2 separate regions of the Mus musculus genome follow, and region 1 is linked to region 2. Evidence: chromatin loops called from intact Hi-C (ENCODE). Cell type or tissue: gastrocnemius. All regions are shown on one strand. Links, peaks and the distances in the headings refer to the core of each region. The heading gives the core; the rest is flanking DNA.

What was found. Hi-C counts contacts between places; a loop is a spot of excess contacts. Peaks named below come from ENCODE experiments on the same cell type or tissue, not always from the same donor. Only the 100,000 strongest peaks of a DNase experiment are listed, where the experiment ranks them.
Region 1: a loop joins it to region 2, with 3.0 times the contacts of the local background. A loop is called at or near these places in 6 of 42 quality-filtered maps.

Annotation. Positions count from the first base shown.
Region 1 is chr5:143,563,789-143,572,128 of GRCm38, forward strand. Fam220a (family with sequence similarity 220, member A) reads left to right here. Exons shown (of 2, transcript NM_133703.5): 2 at 1-743. Among named protein-coding and RNA genes, the nearest start is that of Fam220a, 19 kb to the left of the region's middle. In gastrocnemius, for the core only: CTCF peaks have their summits at 4,263 (motif pointing right) and 8,080 (motif pointing right); a DNase peak (open chromatin) is centred at 4,270; H3K27ac peaks cover 2,038 bases.
Region 2 is chr5:143,620,564-143,628,903 of GRCm38, forward strand. It overlaps Cyth3 (cytohesin 3), which reads left to right and starts at 1,884. Exons shown (of 13, transcript NM_011182.4): 1 at 1,884-2,110. The coding sequence starts at 2,077. In gastrocnemius, for the core only: CTCF peaks have their summits at 3,491 and 7,142; DNase peaks (open chromatin) are centred at 597 and 1,879; H3K4me3 peaks cover 4,693 bases; H3K27ac peaks cover 5,014 bases.

The DNA of each region.
Region 1 (8,340 bases), core at 290-8,289, 57 kb before region 2:
CTCAATCGTTTCGGAAAGACGCTCAGAACTGGGAACCCCCCCTCCCCCAGGAAAATGATTGATGTGCTCCGTATAAGATCAGACAGGAACCTTTATCACAGAGTTCTAAATCATGGAGACCCATCCTCAAGGGCTAGCGTCCGGATGCCGCCTGCCTCCGCTCACCTCTGGCCATCTGATGGAAGTGGAGGCCTGTAGGCTACGCCTTCCACTTCTTGTAAGCCTTGCTTCAGTCATGAAGAGTCTTGCTTGCCATTTCTGCACTGTACTGACTCGGCCAGAGGTCCCTTCTCACGTGTCCCCCTCCTTCCGCCCGAGTTGCAGTTTTTAATGGAGGCACTTTGGAGAAGTTGCAATATTAAATTGAGGATAATTTACAATTACAGAAGAGTCTGAAGCTTTCCTGCCGACAGAACACAGACAGCAAACGAAGCAATGAAGCATTTTCCTTTATACCGGCCCAGGACTTGTGATTTCTTTTACATTAAGATTTTCTTCCAAAGTGACCCTCCCTCCTTCTGTGGTTTGGTAACTTTAATAAAGGTCATTTAAAGAGTGGACATTTTACAGCCTCCCTACCCAAGACAGAGTTAAAAACAGCCATGGGAGAGTTGGGGGACCCTGACTGTATATGTCATTTATATTGTGTCCTAAATTACTATGCCATGGGCTATTTTAGTGTTTTGGGAAAATAATAAAATCTGTTCTTTAGCATAATAAATATGTTTTATTTTGTGTGTGTGCGTATGTTCTCCTTATCTTTTCGTTAATGTCGTCGTCTTCCTAGGATTTCAGCATCTTTAGCAGTGAGTGAAAGGTTGCTGGTGAAGACTTAAGAATCAGCTCAAAGAAAAAAAAACCTAACACAAAGATGGGTTTGAAGTTTTCCTCCTCCCTCTCCCTCCTCTTCCCTCTCCTCCCTCCTCTTCCTCCCTTTCTCCCTGCTCCCTCCCTCCCTGCCTGAGCTCCTGTCCCCCTCCCTCTCTCCAGGTTATGAAATAGTGCACTATAGCTGGTTAATGTAGCACACTCAGCACACAGGAGACCTGCGGCATGAATCTCGGGCTAGCCTGTGCTGCTGATTCATGAGTTCAGACACAGCCTGGTTTAGGAATTGAGTGCTAGGCCCACTTGGATTACAAAGCAAGTCTGTCTCAGGAAACAGAATAAGGGGCTAGAGACATGGGAACCTGTTTTCTGTTCAAGCTTGACCTGAAGTTGATTCCCAGAACCCACTTAGGACAGCCCAGTGTAGCCAGGACTCGGAATGGTTGTGTGTGTGTGTGTGTGTGTGTGTGTGAGTCCCTAGAGCTTATTGGCCGGCCAATCTAGCCTAGTTGGTAAACTCCAGGCCAGTGAGAGGGCCTGTCAGGAAAGAGATGATGTCTGTGGAGGAGGAGAGTGGCAGCCAAGGCAGATGTGGCCTACACACACCTGCGTGTGAGCCTCTGGGTGTGCAGCGTGCCTGTCAAGCAATCATCTCAGGTTGCATATGGCCACACACTTGTGATCCCAGCACTTGGAAGGCAGAGAAGCAGGAGTGTTAAGAGATGAGGGCTAGCCTGGGCTATATAATGAGACTATCTCAAAATACTAAGAAAGCTGGGCATGGTGGCTCACACCTGTAATCCCAGCATTCAGAAGCAGAACAAAACAAACAAAAATCCAGGCATGTGACTTCAAAGAAGGCCTTTTATATAAACATTTGAGACATAGTACAGAAATATGGTGCTTCAGAACTGGCTGGCTGGTGAACGTCCATAATCCTAGCATGCTTCAAGCAAAACTTATGGGGTGGGGTGTGTGGTTGTTTCATATATGAGTTTGAGGCCAGCCTGAGCTATGTGACAAGGCTATCTCCCCACCTGCCCCCAGATGAAGTTTCCATAGAACATGTAGCTTTACCTGGCCTTGAGCTTGCTGTATTCAGCTGTGGGTGCCCTTCAACTCACCCTTTACTCCCTGAGGGCTGGACTGCAGGCGTGCACCATCCCACCTGTCTGATGTGATGCTGGGGATGAGTCACAAGGTGGCCCGCACGCTAGGCAAGAACTCAATCCGTAGGTTTCTCTGCGGGTCCCCAGCCCCCACGGTTGCTCCTCTGAAGGGCTGAACAATTAAGTGTAGCAACTATGCCAAGTAGAAAGCGCTGGGCTTGTTATTCACATCTGGAAATGGTGATTTCCTTTCTTTAAAACAATTGGGGTGAATGATGAGGCCTTGAAGCCATCGGGGCGGGGGGGGGGGGAGGGTTCACGGCTGTGGAGAGTAACGAGTAAATTAAATGTTCGTGTGTGAATCAGGTTGGTAAAGAGTGCTCAATGGGAAAAGACGCTTCCTAGCCAAAGAACCTGAATTCCCACGGTGGGAGGTGAGAACCAGTTCCTGCCTGTTGTCCTCTGACCTCCATGCACAGATAGTACGTGAATAAATAAATAAACACAGTGGGTGTAGAGAGAACCCACAGTGCAGTTCTGTTATGTGGGGTCAGAGCAATCAGCCTATAAATTTGAGTATCCAAGGATTTACACTTAAGTTGTATAATACATGGCTTGTGCCTATATATAAAATCAAGTCACATAAGAACGATATTTATACACAAGTATTTTTGAAGATCATATGTTATAGATTACATAATATATATAACTTTATCATATTACATATATGCATAATATGTATAAGTGCTCACTCTTCATGCACACCAGAAGAGAGCATCAGATCCCATCACAGATGGTTGTGAGCCACCATGTGGCTACTGAGAATTGAACTTGGGACCTCTGGAAAAGCATCCAGTGCTCTTAACCTCTGAGCCATCTCTCCAGCCCCTCAAGTATTTAACAATTTTTTTTTTGTTGTTGTTGTTAAACATTGGTTTTGTGGATGAGTGTGTGTGTTAAATAGTGCTAATGTGGAAGTCACTATATAATGTGTACATTTGTTACCAGAACTCAAGAGGCCTTTAGTTTGTACTTCAAGCTCAACCTTTCATTAAAGAGCTGTATATTTGTACAGTAAAAATTTGAGCCGGGCGTGGTGGCGCATGCCTTTAATCCCAGCACTTGGGAGGCAGAGGCAGGAGGATTTCTGAGTTCGAGGCCAGCCTGGTCTACAAAGTGAGTTCCAGGACAGCCAGAGCTAGACAGAGACACCCTGTCTCGAAAAACAAAAAAAAAAAACAAAAAAAAAAAATTTGAGGAAGGAAGCCAGGCACATGAGAGATAGAGGCAGGTGGATCTCTGTGAATTTGAGGCCAGTCTGATCTATATAGTTCGAGGCTAGCTTAGACCATATAGTGTCCCTGTCTCTAAATAAATAAATAAATAAATAAATAAATAAATAAATAAATAAATAAATAAATAAATAAATAAAGAGTTTTCTAAAAGAGTTTTCATTACAGGTTGTGTGTGTGTGTGTGTGTGTGTGTGTGTGTGTGTGTGTGTGTGTGTGTGTGTGTGTGTGTACGTGTACATGTACACCCATTGCACAGAGGTAGAGTCCAGAGAACATCCTCTTGTACATATGAACTCGGGCTTGGTGGCAAGCACCGTTACCTGCTGAGTCATTGCACCAGCACAGCTTGTTTTCAAAGTTGTTCAGCAAAGATAAAGCTCATAGGATGGTGAGCTTTAAATTCTTGCTTTATGAAGCTCATTAAGACACCGTGCTTTTGAGGCAGGGTCTCCTATAGTCCAGACTGGGCCCCAACTCCCTATGCCTCCAACAATGGTGACTACAAATCCAGACAGGCATGAGACTCCCTGGGTCTGGAGTTACAGAGTCGTAAGCCTCCAGGTAGGTGCTGTGGCCTGAACTCGGGTCCTCTGGAAGAGCAGCCAGTGCTGCTAACCACTGAGCCAGCTCCCTAAGACCTTAAAACAAACACAACAAAAAAACCTCTGTTGTCTTGGAACTCACTCTGTAGATGAGGTTGGTATATACTTCTCTCTCCCAAGTCCTGGGGTTGAAGGTGCGTGCCAGCACATCCAGCTCGGCATAGTTGTTCAAGGGGTCCCTGGGTAGCACGCAGGAGCCGTTGGGTTCAATCCACAGCAACTCAAATTGTTTTAGAGGATGGGCGTGTGTCCTAGTGGTTTCCTTTCCCAATGTCACACACGCAAAGATGTCAGTAGAAAATCTAACCTGAAGGGGAACTTCCGGGAGCCACAGTGCTTGTGATACCCCTGAAAGGTAGTGTGGATCAAGGAAGGTCCTTCATTTGGAGCTAGGAAGACAAACTTACCGTGTCTGTGCATGCAAGGATCAGACCTGCCAGCAGAGGGAGCCACATGTCCACCTAGGCAAATGAGCTGCTTTCCAAAAGCTTTCTCTTTAAGTGGTTAGTTTATTGAGGTCTCTTTGTCTACCTGTTTCTATCTTCTTCCCTTCCTGCCTCTCGTCTCCCCGCTTCTGTCAAACTATCAAACTCACATTTTATTCATTCATATATATATATATATATATTCATGAATATGAATTCATTCATAATATATATTCATATATATGAATTCTCTCATTCATATATGTATATATATGAATGAGAGAATTTCACATACACATATATACATATATGTATATTCATATATATGTGAAATTATATATATAATATATGAAATCTATCTATATATGAAATATATATAATATATATGAATATATAAAATTTTCATATATATTTCATATATATATATGTGAAATCTCACACACATGTATTCTTTTTCTATACAAACAATATGTAACTCTGACTGACCTGCATACTGAACCCACTGTATAGCCCAGGCTGACCTAGAACTCTTGGCTACCCTGCTTCACCCACCTGGGTAATGGGATTATAAGCATACATCCTCATGTCTGGCTTTTAAAAAATTGTTTTAAAGAGTATTTTGAAGCTGGGTGGTGGTAAGTCCATGTTTTTAATCCCAGCACTTGAAAGACAGAGGCAGGTGATCTCTGTGAGTTCAAGGCCAGCCTAGCCTACAGAGAGAGTTCTATGGATCAGCCCCATGTCTAGGTTTAACTCGCATTTGATAAGTTTCCCATTTGTATTATTTTTTATACTTGAAGTTACACTCCATAAGACTACATGGCCCATGATAATACATTGAATTGTGTGTACATGATATCCATCGCTGAAGACTGAACCCAGGGCCCTGTGGATGCTAGGCAGCCAACCTCCTGGGTCACATCTGTAGCCCCAGTGTACATAGATACTTGAGAAGCACTAGATTTTACATAGCTTTGCTTATTTGTTAAAACATAAGGAAGTGGATTACATATAGAACAGTTTGATAGAAGTTAAAAATGTGTTTTGTATAACAAATGAGACAACAAAATAGATTCATGGTTCTGAACTCAGGATTCTGTATGTTCTTTTTTGTTTTGAGAAATAGTTTTATTATTTTATCTGTGTGTGTGTGAGAGAGAGAGAGAGAGCCACGTTTGTGCAGGTTACCCGAGTCCAGTCCCCTGGAGCTGGAGTTATAGGTGGTTGTGAACCATTAGATGAGGGTGGAAACTGAACTGGAGTCCTCTGTAAGAGCTGCAAGAACCTGGAACCAGTGAGCCACTATCTCTCTAGTCCCATGAGAACGTGTGTGTATACACACACACACACACACACACATACACACATCACATAGAAAAGAATGAAAATTGCCAAATTAGAACAAGAATAATTTACAGCAGACAAGACTGAATCATGACAATATCATGATGATATGTATTATTTTTAAAGATTTTTTGGGGGGGGACTGGACTGGTGGTTCAGTGGTTAAGAACACTGGCTGTTCTTCCAGAGGACCCGGGTTCAATTCCCAGCACCCACATGGCCACTCACAACGGTCTGTAACTCCAGCTCTAAGGGGTCTGACACCCTCATACCAATGCACATAAAAGAAAACGAAATGAATTTTAAGAAAAAGATTTTCTTTTCATGTGCATGAATATTTTACCTGTCGTGCGTGTGTGGAGTGGCCACAGAGATGAGGAGCCCTGGATCCCTCGGAGTGGGAGTTACGGATGCCTGGGGACCACCACTCATAGAGATCTGGTACTGTGGAACAGCAAGCCATACTCTTAAAGCTGAGTCATTTCTCCAGCCGTGTGTGTGTGTGTGTGTGTGTGTGTGTGTGTGTGTGTGTGAACATGTGAGTGGTGCAGATGCCACTGAAGCCAGAGGTGTCAGGTCTCCTGCAGCTGGAGTTGGGGTCATTGTGAGGCCCCTGAAAGCGTTGGGACCACACTGCAGTCAGTCGTCTGGAAGCGCCACCATCGCTCTCCACCACTGAGCCATTGCTATGGCCCTTCATGAAATATTCCTAAGCTCTAGGAGTATGGCTCAGAGGGTAAACTGGCTTGCCACCAAGTCCGACAAACTTGGTTCGATCCTCAGAACCCGCATGGTGGAGGGAGAGAAATGTCTTCCCAAAGTTCTCTGGCTTCCACATCCACATGGATGCTGGCACAGGCACGTGTGCACCCCAAAATAACAAACAGCTCTATGAGTGTGAAAGGTTGTGGCCTGCTGCTTTCTTTTCATTCCAATGGCTTGCCATGATTCCTTGTGCATTTCAGTAGGTCCTTCAAGAGGAAATGTTTAATGATAAATTGGGATAATCAGAGTGTGTATAAATAGCTTGCAAGCTATTTAGTATCTCAGAGATGTTTTGAGCGCCACTTAGGACTTGTTCAAATAAAGCAGTTTGCTGGGATCAACTCCAGGCTTTCTCATTGTTAAATATTTCTGGTTTACCCTGTGACAGAACAATTCCCAGGGTAGCTATTTCCTGTCTTCTGCTTGGGTCTTGCATGCAATATTCAAAACTTGACTGATCTATTCTGCAAGATCACAAAACTTGGAAGTAATTTATTCTAGAAATTTGTGCCTTTGCACATTGTTCATAGCTCTACAAAGAAGTTTAAAATTTAATCCTATGTAATACATGTGTGTATATGTGCACAAATGTATGTGCACACACATGCATACTGGCAAGGGAACCACAGGGATAATACAGAAAGCAAATTTCCAGGGTGTAGGTTGTGGTTCATACACTGTCACTCGGGAGATAGGTGAACTCTATGAGTTCCAGGCCAGCCTGGGCTACAGAGTGAGATCCAGGACAACCAGAGCTACACCGTGAGACCATGTATCAAAACAAAGTAAAACAACAACAAAATAGCCAGGCACACTTCTTTGATGCCAGCACTCGAGAGGCAGAGGTAGACAGATCTCTGTGTGTTTGAGGCTAGCCTGGTCTTCCAGGACAGCCAGGGCTACACAGAGAAACCCTGTCTCAAAAAAACAAACAAAACGCAAACAACAACAAACCAGGCTTGGAGTAGCTTCTCTTTCACCATCTGGGTCCTGGGACTTGAACTGAGATCCTAAGACTTGGCTAAAATTACCTGAGCCCTCTGAGCCATCAAGCTGCTCCCCACAGTTTCTTTTCAGGTAGGGTCTTGTGTAGCCCAAGCTGTCCTGGAACTGGTGCCCTTCCTGCCTCAGCCTCCTGCGTACGGATTACAGGTGTATGCTGCCACATACACAGAGTAGTTAGCGACTCTTTTCTCAGGGTCTCGGTGACACAGGCTGACCTCAGACTCAGTCTGTGGCTGAGAAGGACCATACAGTTCTGTTGGGCTTGTTTCTGTCCCCTGCAGCTGAAGGACTGCACGCCATGTGTATGCTGAACTGGGAATGGGACCCAGGACTCCTGACAAACTAGGCAAGCACTCCAGCAACTGAGCCACACACTATACTCTGTGTATGATTTTCCTTTGGTCAAGGATGGAAAGGGTTAGTTAGCCCAGTCCTGGGCACCTAGGACACACTGTGAGTAACATTCACTCTGCCTTGTTTGTGTATCTCAAAATATATAGTCTTGGATCCTAAGCAATTTCAGTATCAAACGTTTTCAAAGCTTCTTTTTATCTTATGTCTTTTGAAACATTTCTTTTTTGCCCCTTTTCCTTCTTTCACCTTTTTATGATCTTAAAACGGGCGTGTGTTTGTATGTGTGTGTGTGTTGGCTGTGCATGTGAGTGTAGGTGCTTGTGGAGGCCAGAAGAGGGCGTTGGATTCCTGGAGAGGGAGTCACAGGCAGTTGTGAGCCACCCAACATAGGTGCTGGGAACCAAACTCATGTTCTCTGTGAGATCACTAAGTCCCTTAACTACTGAGCCATCTCTCCAGCCCCATCTTCTTCCTAAGCTCCTACACTCCACCCTGTTCGTGCTAGGTTAGGGTTCTACCGCTGAGCCATGTCCACAGCGCCTCACCAGGATATTCTGTGATATTCCAGGTCTGTGCTCCCAGCATCTGAAACACTGTTTTTCATTCTCCTGCAG
Region 2 (8,340 bases), core at 227-8,226:
GATGCTGTTATCTTGAGATAACAAAATGGACAGGATCAGGAAGCCACAGTTCATCAGGACTTGAATCTACATCACTTGACTCTCAGATCACTTATCTATGGATTTGTACAAGCTGCTAAACATCTCATCAACTCGCAGAAGCCTATCTTACAGTCTAGGAGGCAACAGAATATCCGGGGTTATAATTCTTGAGGTTATCAGGAAATTGGACTCTTTGAAACCATTCTTTAACCTTGAGCAAAAAGGTGAAGGCTGTCTGCTTTGATAGATGGACGGTGGAGGAAGTATCCTTTGATTCAATGGGCAATTTGTAAATATAAAACAGTTGCTGGAAAATTTTATTACAGATGAGCCATCTCCTCCCTTATAATGTTTGCTTTTCTTTAATGCAATTTAATTCGAGCAGAAAGGCTTGGGAGGGCACACATGCAACGTTAAGGAGAAGTTACTGGAAACGAGACATACGGAATGAGAAAATCGAGCCATAGATTTGGAACAGGGGAGTACTGAGTCCGTCTGCCCAGCCCTGGGCTGTGCCCACGGGAAATTGAATTCAGAGCTCCTACTGCATCATAAATCCAGGGCAGCTGGCAGCAAGCCAAGGGAGACTAACGCTCAACTGCACGGGCATCTGACGCCAGACTGGCCAACCCCTGTACTAATGCTTTCTGAGAGCCGAGCCCCAGCTGTGCCGGACTGGGGTTAGGGTTCAACAGCATCACTATATTCATTTACCAACCTAATACTTTGTTAATTCTAAAATGCATCCAATCCGCAGGAAAAATGAGACTCCATTATTATTATACACCCAAAAGATAAAAGGCTGGAATTACCCTAACATTCTGAGGGTAAAGAAGGGAGGAGGTGGGGGTGGGGAGAGTCTTCTCATGGGCTCGTTTTCAGATGATGATGATGATGACTTCAGACAGAGACTCACTAGGTAGCCCTGGCTAACTTGGAACTCACTAAGCAGACTAAACCCACTAAGATTCTGTTGAGATTGGCTTGCTGTGGTCAAAGGTATTCGCCACCGCACCCAGTTTTTATTATTTTTAAAATAAACACTTAAAAAAAGATTTATTTAGCTGGGCATGGTGGCTCATCCTTTTAGCTCCAGCATTCAGGAGTCAAAGGCAGGAAGATCTCTGAGTTCAAGGTCAGCCTGGTCTACAGAGAAAGAGTTCCATGACATTGATGGCTATGCAGAGAAACCCTATCTCAAAAAGTTTTTTTAAAATTTTATTTTGTGTGTATCAGTGTTTTGCCCGCACATATATGTGTGCACTACAAGCATGCCTGATGTGGGTGGAGGTAAGAGTGTGCCAGATAACCGTCATATGAGTGCAGGTGCCCTTGGAGGCCGGAAGTATTGGATCCTTTTTGTAGTCATAGTTACAAGGGTTCTGTGGGTGCTGAGAACCAAACTCTGATTCTCTTCAAGAGCAGCGAGTGCTCTTAACAACAGAACTACATCCCCACACAATTATTACTGTGTGTATGTCATGTGTGGACGCCCACGCATGCTGCGGTCACAGTAAAACTTTATAGTCAGTTCTTTCCTTCTGCCTTTAAGTGGGGGCCACTTGAGCCAATCATCAGCCTTCCTTTTCAGATAGTTTCTCACTCCCTACTCTATGCATTTGCGAGTCGCAGCCCTTAGCCATCAGGTTTTGTAGAGCAGGGCGTCCTCGTGCTCCTGATAGACCCGGCTTCCTCTCCAGGATGCTCTAGAGGGGCAGACAGGAGGTTCGAGGGAGAGTGCTGCGCTGCAGGATCCAAGTCTCCTAGCTAAGCAGCTACTGCAGCTACTGCAAGGCCGGGCGGAGTCTGGTGGGCGGGACCGCTCGGCGTCTAGGCTCCGCCCACACCGACAGGGGAGGCGTGGTTTTGTGTCACGTGATGGCGCCGGAGCAGTGAGGCTCCGCCCGGCCCTCCGTGGAGGCCCGGCCGCGACCCGGGCCGCGCTCGCTGAGGAGCTCTCCGGTTCTCCCCGCGACCACTTCTCTTAGTCCCGGCGTTCAGCCCAGTCGCTCCCGCCGGCTCCGGGCTCGCCGGCTGGCGGGGAGTGGCCTCAAAATGGACGAAGGCGGTGGCGGTGAGGGCGGCAGCGGTGAGTGATGGAGGTGTGGCCGGCTCTCTGGGCGGCCCTGAGGCCGAGGGTCGCGCTGTTGAGAGCCCAGGCTTGAGACGTGGGGCCGGGTGTCGGGTGGGGTGGCGGCGACCGTGGGGAGGTGCGCGGGGTAAGGCGGGGACTCGGGCTTCGCTGCCCTGGTGAGAGGACATGTCGGAGACCGCGGGGTCGTCGCCCAGCGCGGTCGCGGGTCGCGGGTTCGAGGCCGGGGTCTCCGCAGCACAGCTCCAGGTCGCCTTTCTGAGATGGGGCCACTCTGCGGGGCGACCTTCCCAGCGTCTCATTGCCAAGGGCGTCCACGCCCTCCCTAGCCCAGCTGTTTCGGACGGGCCCCTCTCCTTTTCAGCTCTCCTCAGGTGTCTGGAGCTTGGGAGCTCCTGGATGGGGAGGGGAAAGTTTTCAATTTGGAGGACTCGGAGGGCCCGGAGGGTGGGGTGGATCGGTCGGGGGAGAGGAGGAAGGTTGGAAGTCATGACCACGTCTCTGATTTTTAGATCAGAAGTACTCATTGGGAATGGCTTAAAGGACATGAGGGGCAGGCAGCTCCAGTCCAGGTCTGAGTATGCATTTTTTTATCAAATAGAAAAGAAAAAATGCTACAGAGAAGGGGTCGGGTGTAAAAATAAAAAGGGGGCCAAATAGCACAAATGATAGAATCATTGTCTAGCATGCCCAGGACGCTGAGTTTGATCCCCAACACCACCAAATGGAAAATATAATTAAGAAATTAAAGGGGTCAGGTGGGATTCCTTTAAAGCCGAGGGTGGGATGCGGGAGCCACAGCAGCGAGACTGTTAGACTCCTGGACAGGTGCCTGTGACAGACACCCTTCCAGAGGTGGGCTATCAGTTCTCCGTGTTGCTCAGGCTGTATGTATGTGCCTGACTTTGAGTTCCACCCTGCTGCAAATGAGCCGGTTGCAAATTACTCAACGGAGTACAGATTCCTGTTGTGTCATTTCATGAATTTGGTTTCCCAAAACATCAAGAGTCACCGTTTGTGGAGTGGGACTTTACTTGAAGTAAGCAAAGGGTTAATAATGTACCCGTCATTTTTTACCCAAACACCCCAAGTTGAAGCTGTCTGGACTTTGAGGAACGATCTTCCTTTTTTGCTGACAGAATGATCAGAATCCCATGTAATAAGGGAGTGTTTAGGGGGAAAAAGAAGTCTTAATTACAGGCTGCTGGAGCAGCTGCCTGTAAGAATCAGCAGTATTGAAGACTTCCTCGTGAAGTGGTTAATCAAGGTGCCTTCTAGAATTCCAGAGCTTCTCAGATTTTTTTTTTTCTTCCCTGTGAAAGAGACGAAGTGGCTGGGCTGTAGGAAGTTGGCACTCCTCGTGGCATTTGCCAAGTTCAGTTCTCATAGTAAAAGCCAGGGGTAGCACAGTGGCATCGAGTGGGTGTTTTGTTTATGAAAAGAAAGAACCCAGTTGCAAACCCTCCTACATACCGGCTGCCGGTCTGGAGGCACTGGGTCCCTGAGGATGCCTTGCCTTTCGCCTATAGCACAGTCTGACATTGTCGTTTAGAAAAAAAGACAGTGGCAATTTGACATTGGGATCTAGGAAGCTAGCTGAGCTGGCGATTGCTCTGCAGGTGCTACACAGTCTGTTGAGTCAACACGTGGCTGAGCTGAAGGTAAAAGCAGATACAGTGGGGAAAACTTAGAAACCAGTGTGTTTCAGCAGTTCATAGAATTTAGAAGTATAGTAAAGGTCAATATTAAAGTGTCAAAAAGGCTTAAAGCTATCTCTGGACTATCAATATCTCTGGGTATATCAATATACCAGAGGATGTTAAAATTAAAAAAGATGTTATATTCAATGATACTGTATTCCATGGTAAAAAGTTTAAAAATGAGAAACAGTAACGGCTGTCAGGTAAGATTACTTCAGGGAGACATTACAAGTAATGCGGACAGCTGGAGTTGACTCTTGGGGAGCCACATGGGAACTGACGCCCACAGTTGTCTTCTGACCTCCTTAGGCAAGCAGCAACAAGCTTGTGCACACACACAATCTTAAAAAGTAACCAAGAATAAGCAGTTATTTTGTACATTCTGGTCTAAACAGTGTAAAGACTGCTATCATTATGGATTTTTCTTGAATAATAACACATGCTTTCAAATTTGAAAAAAAAAACCCTCAGCTTATGAAAGATGTGGATATTCTAAACATACAGGGTGATTTAATTCACCTTCCTGGAACATTTGACAATGAAGAGATTTATTGATTTTTTTTTTTCTACTGAAATGCCAGACAGTGTGCTATATGATAGGAAACAGCTTTTTAATTTTTATTGATTTAGCTTATCAAAAAAAATCTTTCCTCCTCACATTATGGAAAGATACTTAGGGATGCTTTTGGCAGTCTTAGAGCTTCGAACCCAGTGAAAATCTCTCACAACTTAAACATGTGAGTTACTGTATACTTACTGTGTGAACTTGGTGGCCTCTGTGTGACCCTTTATCTGTGGAGATTTGAAGTTCACATAGAGTTCTTGTAGTTATCCCATTTCCATTTTCAAAACAGCTGCTTTGCTTAGAGAAAAGATTTTGTTTTGTTCTGTTTTGTTTTTGTTGGCCCTTTGATAAAACTGTTGCAGTTGCAGGCAGTTACAAAGCATAGCATTATTTGGCATATCATTAGAGTATAGGAGAGCCTTTAATCTACATCTGGGACCCCTGTTTCAGCTTTCTTAGAAGATTAAAAAAAAAAAAAAGCTAAATTTATTCAAATAGACCAAAAGTGATTGGAAAGATTTTCTTTATTGTTACTGTGTTGATCAGGCAAAAAGGACTTCAGAAATTGTAGTTTTTATAACTGAACTTTTTGTCCAGGCTTGAATTATTTGTTCTTTGCCGTGTGCGATAAGGAAAGGATGGCGCAGGAATGGCTGGAGGGCGGTTACCAGGAGGAACGAGTGGGGGTACAAGATTACAGGAACACATTGTTCCTTGTAGTGTGTGCAGAGTGTAGTTAAGGTGTTTTCCCTTCCAGAGTATCTAGCACAGTTCTTGAACTAGGCCTCTACTGGCTAGTTTGGCCTTGTACCGTTGCCAGATGCATGTTTCTGAATGTGCCGCTGGGACCGATGAGGTGATGGGTCTGACTTGTACCCGCTGCAGCTCCCGTCTGTGTGGGTGCAGGCGCAGTTTGTGCTCAGGCGCTCTGAAGTTCAGGGAACTCAATAACCAGGAAAGCAAAGCTGGGTTGAGAGCACCACTTTGACCTATCAGTCAAGTGCTAAGCCTGAAGTTCGAAAACACTGTTGGTAAGGCCTTTAGCCTTTGCCGGCGGCACTGCAAATTAGTCACAGCTCTCAGGAAGGGTTAATGTACCCTGCCTGGGTCCTGTTGGCTCAGATCTGTTTCTTGCTCTTGCCTTGGGGAGGGACCGTGACCTGCAGGTGTATTTCCCAGACATTCTGTGAGTGGTCTTGCCGGCTGGGTTTGGCCAGTGGGAGCTACTGGGGAGTTTGGAAGCTGAAGGAAGGAGAACCTAGGTTCTCGGGTAAGGTTCTTGCCCCAGGCCGCGTCTCTGCAGCTGCTCCTCCTTTATTCTTGCTCCTGCTCCTGCCACAGGGTCTCTGCTTCTAACTCCTGGCTTTCCTAAGCTCCGAGCTCTGGAAATGCCTTCTGTCTTCAAACTCCCAACAGAAGGGAGATCTGGTGGCTCCTCCTGGTCTCTGCGTTGTCTTACTGTTTCCTGTTTTTCTGTCACATGCGTAACCAATTCCCTAGGCCAATTTCCCTCTACTTCAGAGCCTTAAAGAGATGGCTGTTTACCCTGTTTAGACCCTGATATCTATGGGAAATGCAGGACACTATCTTTTAAAATCACACTGTAAGTCCTCAGACCCAACTGTGCAGTTCTAGGAATTTAATGTGGGAATACATTTGTGTTTGTGTGAGGCAATAAAAGCAAAAGATTATTCATTGCCTTGAATGTCTTATCAGCATAAGACTCGGGAGAATAAATTCTTAATATAGGGGATGGTGACTCCGAAGCTACAGAGTTGAGGAAAGAGGCAACTGAGTTGATACAGACACACCTCCATGATGTTTTGCTAAACTACAGAAGCAAAGTACGAAAATATAAATTGTGTGCTAGTTTCTGGGTTTTGTTTTTTTTTGTTTTTTAAGGAAGTGCTTGTAGATGAATGAACATTTTCTGGAAGGTTAAACAAAGAACTAAGAACAATGATCACCTGTTCAGACAGGTTGATGAATTTAGACAGGAAGGAAATGTTTGATTCTCTGCCTTTTTATTTCTCGAAATTGGATAAAGTTGAAATAAATCTGTCCGCACCATGCTAAGATTAGAAAACAAGTTCTTGGGAAAAGTATTATTCTGTGCTAGTCAAAACCGCCCCCACCTTCTTTTGTTGGGCACAGGGGATATCTCTAATTCTTGTGCTTGAAGGCTGAGGCAGGGGACTTGCAAAGAGTTTAAGTCCAGCCTGAAGTACAGAGTGGGTCCTAAGGACAGTGTGGGCTACAGAATAAATCCTTCTCAAAACAAAACAAACAAAAAACTATCTCTCCGAAACCAGGACTGGTGGGACACACCTTTAATCCCAGGACAGAAGGCAGAGGCTGGTGAATTTCTATGAGTTTGAGGTCAGTCTTATATACATAGTGAGTTCTGGGTCAGCAAGGACTATGTAGAGAGAACTTGTCTCAAAAACAAAACAAAATATAACCCAAGACAAAACTCTCAAAGCAAGCAAAAAATAAAATACACACCGTCCCCTACAAGAGAAAGGAAGACATCTCCTTTTACAAAGAGATTTACATCTTAAAACTTCCTTTTTTGAGGAAATTAATGTAAGATAAAATACTTACTAAGTATAATAGAGTATGTACCCTGCATGCATTCACCAGTAACCACTCTACTCTTGAGAATGTATGGTGGGACAGTGCTTTGATATTATGCGTTGAGCGGGCTCTAGCAGTAATTCAGGTTGTGATATGGTCTGTATCAAGTGGCAGTTCCTATGCTTGCCACAAGGGCGGCCATCACAAGTAAGGCAGGCGAGCTTCCTGTGTTCATGGAACTTACGTTGGCATGGCGAGACAGATTTAAAAGGTAACTAGATTTCTAAAATAATCAAAAATTATTCTAAATGACTTGAAAGACATGAAGAGATGACCAGAAGGGTGTTGGAGGTAGGGCATGGAAGGTGGGGGAGGTGGGAGAAAGCCATTGGCCTAGACAGCCTCTTGGAGGAAGGACTCCCTCAGGGTCAGCCTGAGGGGCTGGTGAGCCAGTGTGTGGTGTTACTCACAGTGCAGGAAGTCCATTTCAAACAAGACAACATCATTACATTTATGTTTCAATCATTTTATCTAATGTTTATACAATGCTCTTTGTCAGGTCCTGTCTTTTGTGCTTTCCATATCTTGATTTACTACACTGCCAAGTATTACTAGCTACAGACAGAAAAGTGGAGGGAGAGGGGAAGCTAAGTAGTTTGTTTCAAATGTCACAGCTGCTGAGTGGTGGAGCCATGCCTGACTTTTATCTGTGTTCTTGTTTGAGTCTGTATTCTTTCTTCCTTCCTTTCTTTTTTTTCTTAAGACAGGGTTTCTCTGTGTAGCCCTGGCTGTCCTGCAACTCGCTCTGTAGACAGAGATCCGCCTGCCTCTGCCTCCCAAACACTGAACTAAAGGCAGGCCCTGTCACAGCCTAGCTTGAGTCTGTAGTATGTTTTTGGTTTTTTGTTTTTTATTTTTTTTTTGGTTTTTTGAGACAGGGTTTCTCTGTGTAGCCCTGGCTGTCCTGAAACTCACTCTGTAGACCAGGCTGACCTCGAACTCAGAAATCCGCCTGTCTCTGCCTCCCGAGTGCTGGGATTAAAGGTGTGCACCACCATGCCGGGCTGTATGTATGTTTAACCATTGCCCACCTTGCCCTTTTAGGAAAGGTGTTCCTGGGTCCCAGTGAAGAATGGGTTGGAGGAAGAACCAGGGATGTGGGCACAGTGAGGAGCTTGTCGTGGTGCAGGTGACAGTCAACATCAGCTGCAGGATTGGGGAAGCAGTGGTAAAGGGGTGAAAGACCATGGGATTTGTCTCCATACAAAGCTGCGTGCTCTGGAGGCCGAGGCCGAGGCAAGCAGGCATCTGTGAGTTCCGGGCCAGCCTGGTCTGTAGAGTGAGACCGAGATTCAGAACAGACAGACAAACCATCGTGCACAATA